Regions from separate parts of the Homo sapiens genome. Here region 1 is linked to region 2. The links are chromatin contacts, found by Hi-C or POLR2A ChIA-PET in ENCODE. All regions are on one chromosome and are shown on one strand. The core of a region is the stretch at or near the end of the contact, and the rest is flanking DNA. Distances in the headings are between cores, read along the strand shown. Region 1 has its middle 53 kb from the start of MIR125B1. Region 2 has its middle 200 kb from the start of SORL1-AS1.

Evidence for each region. Hi-C counts contacts between places; a loop is a spot of excess contacts on that map. ChIA-PET counts read pairs that join two places held with the same protein, here RNA polymerase II (POLR2A). Pooled maps may share reads with other maps.
Region 1: a loop to region 2 is called in a pooled map, with 2.7 times the contacts of the local background. The contact joins two enhancer-like sites. A Hi-C loop is called at or near these places in 4 of 168 maps with a recorded cell type or tissue (IMR-90, ascending aorta and heart right ventricle), 1 of 37 single-sample maps with no recorded cell type and 4 of 50 pooled maps. POLR2A ChIA-PET finds 5 or more read pairs at or near these places in 4 of 52 experiments (A673, AG04449, BJ and 1 more).

Annotation. Positions count from the first base shown.
Region 1 is chr11:122,045,297-122,048,649 of GRCh38, reverse strand. It overlaps a transcript of MIR100HG not described here. Among named protein-coding and RNA genes, the nearest start is that of MIR125B1, 53 kb to the left of the region's middle. Within about 2 kb of position 1,674, at least 5 of the 41 ENCODE cell types and tissues checked have a DNase peak (open chromatin) inside an H3K27ac peak, as active enhancers do; they include IMR-90, PC-3 and ascending aorta, where a contact is called at or near this core.
Region 2 is chr11:121,654,544-121,657,870 of GRCh38, reverse strand. No RefSeq gene overlaps it. Among named protein-coding and RNA genes, the nearest start is that of SORL1-AS1, 200 kb to the right of the region's middle. RefSeq lists an enhancer at 1,825-2,034. Within about 2 kb of position 1,795, at least 35 of the 41 ENCODE cell types and tissues checked have a DNase peak (open chromatin) inside an H3K27ac peak, as active enhancers do; they include IMR-90, PC-3 and ascending aorta, where a contact is called at or near this core.

The sequences.
Region 1 (3,353 bases), core at 425-2,924, 390 kb before region 2:
TTACAAGAAGTGCTGCTATGAGTCAGATTTTTCCTGCAGTACTTAGGGCCCATGGGAAGTGACTGCAGGGCTGAGATGGATTTACCAGGAGACCAATGCTCAGGACATCTTACTAAAGTAGTGGCTTTCATGCCCCGTGGAAAGGCCTGGGAAAGTTGTGATTTCCCCAGAATTACTGACTTCACTTCCCAGATACCGTTTACAAAATCCCATGTATGGCAAAGTCTTTGTACCCTTATCCCAAACCGTGTCCTTATTTGAGAATCAATCACTGAGGCAATGAGTAGAGGCACCAAGGCAGAATTTTGAAGACCTCTGAAGCCAGAAAGACTTAGTTACGAATCCCTGCTCAGTCATGCACAAGCTACGGGTCCTTGTCCATGTTACTAAATCTGTCACAGCTTAATGTTTAAAATTTAATGGGGCCGGGCGCAGTGGCTCACGCTTGTAATCCCAGCACTTTGGGAGGCCGAGGCGGGCAGATCACAAGGTCCAGAGATCGAGACCATCCTGGCTAACACGGTGAAACCCCGTCTCTACTAAAAAATACGAAAAATTAGCCTGGCATGGTGGCGGCGCCTGTAGTCCCAGCTACTCGGGAGGCTGAGGCAGGAGAATGGCGTGAACCCGGGAGGCGGAGCTTGCAGTGAGCCGAGATTGCACCACTGCACTCCAGCCTGGGTGACAGAGCGAGACTCCGTCTCAAAAATTAAAATAAAATAAAATAAAATAAAATAAAATAAAATAAAATAAAATAAAATAAAATAAAACAAAATAAAACTTAATGGTATCAGATCCCAAATAAAAGCCTTCCTCTTGGTGGGAATGCAAATTAGTACAGCCATTGTGGAAAACAATATGGAGATTCCTCAGAAAATTAAACATAAAACTACCCTATGATCCAGCATTTTTGCTTTTGGATATATATCCAAAGGAAGTGAAATCAGTAAGTCAAAGAGATAGCTACACTCACATGTTTATTGCAGCATTATTCACTGTAGCCAGGCTATGGCATCAACTTAAGTATCCATTAATGGATGAATGGATAAAGAAAATGCGGTACATATACACAACGGAATACTATTCAACCTTTAAAAATAAGGAAATTCGGTCATTTGTAACAATGTGAATGAACCTGGAGAGCATAATGCTAAGTGAAATAATCCAGCCACAGAAAGACAAACACCACATGTGCTCATTTATATATGGAACCTAGAAGAGTTGAAATCATAGATGCAGAGAATAGAAATGATGGTAACCAGGGACTGGGGTGGGAGGTGTTAAAAAAGTCTTGCTCTGTATCTATAATTTGGACTTTTTTTTGTTTGTATTAATGACTCTTAAACATATAAAATCCCCCACTGTATTTTTGGTCTGTCTCTCCAGTTCCCCGATACTGTTTTATTCCTTAATTCTTTCCTCATCTTTAAAAAGAACTCTTTGTGTTTACTTTTCTTTACCTCTTAGAAAACGTCACCAAAGGTTGTTATGAATCACAGCAGTCTGGCTTGAGAAATGGTCAACATAAAAGTTCCAAATATAATTTATCCCTGGATGATGTTGTCTGTGAATTATTCATACAATCTGATTAGGAACTTGAGAGCATTTGTAGTCAAATAACAACTTTTCTCCAAATGACGCACAGCACGTCTGAGACAGAGCACAGTGATCTCAATTGCCAGATGAGAAACCGAGGCCCAGGAATGCAGAGGGCTGAACCAACGTTGAACGAGAACTGTGGAATAAAAAGTCAAAATGTTTCTACCAGGGCTTAAGACTAAGTAGTAAATCCCCACCTACTCCCTCTCCTCCTCCTATTTCCTGTAGGATAAATTATTTTTAAGAGAAACACGCAGGTGAAAGGAAAACACGCTCTTTGAGGACATGTGGCTAAACCAGATGCTAACAGCATTCAAGCTCAGATACAGCAATAACAGCAGAAACCAAATGTGAACTAAAGCCAGTACCTAATCTGCTGTTCTTAACCTGGCATCCAAGGCCTTTCATGAGCCAGCCCCGGCCTGGTTTGCCAGCCTTGGCTTGCCCACCGAATTCCCAACTGGAAACTGAAACCCCAAGTGACATTCACACTAAACTCTCTCCAAACTCCCAGCATCTCCACCCTTCTTCTCTTCCTGTCTTACTTATCCTTCCATCTTTGACCTGAGCATCAATGCCACTAGGAGTGCTTCCCAGCCTTCTTCCACCCCTCCTTGGGGTTAGAGTCCCCTCCCCTGTGTTCCCAGAGTACACTGTGCATATTCCTGTCTTAGTTTCTCATAGTGTGTTAACATTACCTGCTCCCTTGTGGCCCTTTCCCACCACACTGGGAGCTCCTTTAGAGGAAAGGCTGTAGCTTGAGTGCTTGGCGCACATTAGTTCTTCAATAAATGCATGCTAAGAGAATCAGTATTGTCCAGGTCTCCAAAGAAAAATAACTCTTTGGCCAGGTGTGGTGGTTCACACCTGTAATCCCAGCATTTTGGGAGGCCGAGGTGGGTGGATTGTCTGAGGTCGGGAGTTCGAGACCAACCAGGCCAACATAGTGAAACCCTGTCTTTACTAAAAATACAAAAAATTAGTGGGGCGTGGTGGTGGCCATCTGTAATCCCAGCTACTCGGGAGGTTGAGGCAGGAGAATCACTTGAACCCGGGAGATAGAGGTTGCAGTGAGCCAAGATCACGCCATTGCACTCCAGTCAGGGCAACAAGAGTGAAACTCCATCTCAAAAAAAAAAAAAAAAAAAAGAAAAGAAAAGAAAAAAAATAGAAAAAGAAAAAGAACTCTTTGCTTGATTTCTTTTTCTTTTACCAACAGGTAATGAGCTTTCCCCTTGCATGTAGTAAGGCTATGATCTAGCAGACTTGTTCTATGGAATCAGTATGGCTTACCTAAGTAAAAAAAAAAGAATAATAGATTGTTTGACTTGAAAGGACGTTCAGAAGTCATTTATTTTTCACCCCCATCAGCCCCAATGTGAATTTCCTAGAAATTTGTAAAGATTTTAGTAATTAAAGGCCACAAAAGGTAGCAGTCAGCATTAGAAACAAGGACATGTTAACCTTAAACGGGCTCAGATGGCATGTTCAGATAAGTTTGGTTTTCAAGAATCAAGAATGAAGCTTCCAACTTGTCACCCCTTCCTGTTGAGACATGTGAGTACATAGAAAGTCATGTAATTCATAAGCCTATGATTCATTTACTCTCCATTCATCAAACTGCTGAGTGTCATGAATGCGTTTGACGCCTGTTTAAGCTTCCTTTTCTTGACAAGGAAGTTTGTTTTTGGGAGATAACTCATGTACTAAAATCTAGGGACTTACAGGGAAATTCCAAAGCAGACAAGTCAGAG
Region 2 (3,327 bases), core at 546-3,045:
GGTCCAGGCAATTCTTAAGTACGCAAGACTGAGAATTTCTGGATTATAGCATGTCCAAAAACTGATTCTCAGAAGGGAATAAAGTAAATGAAGCAATGGAAAGGAATACTGGAATTCCTTAGCCATTCTACGCACACAGGCCTCGAACCATTGTACTCACCTGAATGCCTAATTTGCCTATTTCCCTCCAAGGCCAAGTCCCCTCTAGGATCAGGGTGAGGCTCCCGCCAAGACAATCAGCACTTTCCCAACAATCTGCAGGGACACATGTAGTTTTCAGACTGAAAGGAGGATAGCAGGAAGTCTGGGTCCCTAAACACTCTGGAGGTATTGGAACAGATGTGTGGAGGTCCCACCATCTTTCCTACGCCTCCTCCACACAGTGGGGTGGCCCCTGCAGCAGGTAAGTGATGAGCGAGGCCCCAACCACATCTAACAAGATGGCCACTCTGTCTGCCTGGCTGGCTGATGCCAGCACCAGCCGCTAGCTCCCGACATGCAGGACTTAAAGCATCTGCCAGACTGGTGCCAGCTTTTGATCAGTACCATGTTGAGCCAGAGACCTGCAGGGAAACGGTCAGGCTCCCTGTAGTCGACTAGCAGGAATCTTACTGAAGAATTTGAGCACAGATTTAAAAGTGAGGTGCAGGCAGGGGGAAGGGGTGTGGGGGACTGCTTGACAGAGGCTGTCTTTTCAAGGCCAGGTTATTCCATCTCTGCTAAGGGAAGAGACACCCTTTCCTGGCTGGTGGTTGGAGCAGGATTTCTGGGCTCCCTTTGCACATTTTGCTGCTCTGCCCTGGGGGTCAGAGGGAGTCTTTTAGCCTCAGCTCATGCATCTGTAATACCCTGAGACCACCGGGATGGGTCCCTAGTCTCCCCCGTGTCCAGCTCCACGGTGTTGCAGTAAAACCACAGCAGGGCCGTTTACAAGACACTTGACGACTCCAGCCAGTCCACTCGCCAGAGGGCCTGCAGGAGGGCTCCTGTCTTCTAAACGAGTCCTCTGCGGCCTAGGCTGCTGTCCTTAGGAAACCCAGTCTACATCCTTGGCAGACATTCAGAGTGCCCCTAAAAGCTGTGTGCTAAGATGGGGAGCCCCCTCCTCCACTGCCCCCTTCCTGGGACACCAAGCCAAGTGTTAAGCAGAGGCCCAGCCCCAGAAACAACGCGTTTTGTGTCTGACAATAGCAGCCTACGTGACTTGAAGGACTCTGCTGTTGGTAAACCAAATGCACGCCAGTTTTGCTTATTTGCTCTAACCTTCAAAGAACCTAGAGGTCCCTTTCTAGTTCAACAAATAAATCCAGTTCCACTCTAGCGGGCCTCCTGGACAAAGTTCCATTGTTACGCCTTCCCTGAATGTCCACTGCTCGCTCCCTCTCAGGCACCCTAGCCCCACGCCTGTTCACCCTTCTTTCGTTTTGGGATAAATCAGCCTCCTTTTTTTGTTTTGTTTTGTTTTGCTTTAATTCTTTCAAAGGGTAAGGAATGTTGACACCCCCGAAACATGCCTCTGATGTCTGGGTAGACTTCAGACGGCTGTATTTGAACGTGCGCTGACGCAGTCGGGCAGATTGGGTTAAACCAAATATTACAATTGCAAGAACTCATCTGGAACTAATAATTTTGAGGCCACCGAAAGTAAAAGGGCCCTGCTTTGGGGCTGGCCAGCGGCAGAGGCCAGCTCGGGCCAATGCTGCCACCTGCCGAGGGCGCCGGGAACAGGGTGCGCCGCCGCGGCCTTCCTGTTTTGCTCTGGCCCCGCTCACCGGCTCCCACGCAGACAGGTTCGCCAGCCAGCCAGACCAGGGCTATTTTAAAAGGCTAGCGCCTCTTCCCAGCCCTTGGTGTAAAGATAGCTAGTCTGGCTGTCCCGTGTCTTCGCTGAAAAAAAGACAACTTCCCAATTATAGAGCCGGGGCTGGCTACAAAGGCAGTTGCAGTTGGAGTCCGATTAAACACGTGCCGGGTGGATTACACAGATCATGTGTCAGTGGCTCGCCTAGGAGGAAGGCTCGTTTAAGTTCAGGATTTTTATTTTGCGGGGGATGATGGGGACGTACAACTCTGGGTTATGTCGGCGCATTGCTGAACTGCGAGTCACATGCCAGATCCAGAAATGATGAAAACATCTGTTTTTGCTTTAGACCAGCGAGGCTCTGGCGGTGGGGAGGGGCGCGAGAGGGACGGGAATGGCTTTGCTCACCAGCACCATCTGCTGAGCCTGCTGTGGAAACGCGTGCGTCCCCAGCACAATGCAGGTTGCCACTCGCCCCGGGAAGGGGGAGATCAACAGGTGGGGGTCTCTGCCCGGGCGATCACTCTCCATGGAGGACAGCCCCGATTGTGCCCTGGGGACTGTGCAATCCCGTATTGTCTCGGAGTGTTCACAACAAAGAGCTTTGTCCCTGAGGACTGCCCGAGGGCAGAGGAGGAGGAGAGAGAAGCAGCAAATGAATTCCCAGGTTGGGAAGGAAGGAGGTAAAGGGGGAGGGGAGTAGCTCCTTAGTGGTTTGCAGACAGTAAAAATTTGCTGTTCTTTCTGGCTGAAATCTACCAGAACAAAGGAACCACGTCTCTATGAAAACTCCCAGCTGCACTTCCCCCCACCGTCCCTCTTGCCTGCGATGGTAGCTTTTGCTCGGCATGTCTGAGAATGTTCCAGTATTCACAGAGACCTTTCTGGTCTCTATGACCAAAGTATTCACAGAGACCTTTCTGGTCAGGCAGGGCTTGACCAGCCCTTCAACGTGCAATCCTCCCAGCTTCAAGAACCCAGCAATGGGATGGTTCTGAATCGGAGCCATACTGACAGCCAAGCCAACGGCATTCTTTCGATGTACAGCAAATATTTACTGCCTGCCTGCTAGGTGCCCGGAACTCACTCAGCATAACTATTTGTCATACAGCTTAAAAAACAATACAAATATGTCAGAGAAAAATGTATGTTTAGTGTCAAGTGCGTGTTTGAGACAATGACAGCTCTGAGTTGAGAAGCAAGGCGAGGATTGCAGACCTCGAATCTACCTTTCCTCAGTATTTGGGGGCAGTTCTGAGAAGAAGCTGGATTCCTCCAGCTTGTGTTTTGGGTTGTGTAGTCAAATCCCCTGAGTAACTGATTTTAATCAACCTGCTTCAGCTCTGACCTCCAGCCCTCTGGCGTTAAAGATAAATCCTCTACAGTTCCCATCCAAACGGCATCCATTACTCACAATCAGAATTGGGTGGGGACCTAGATTCCACTCCCAGGAATCTCCTCTGGGCCAGGTACAAAATTCTGAGCTACAACCAGATGAACAGTACTTCCCAACAACACACAGAGAG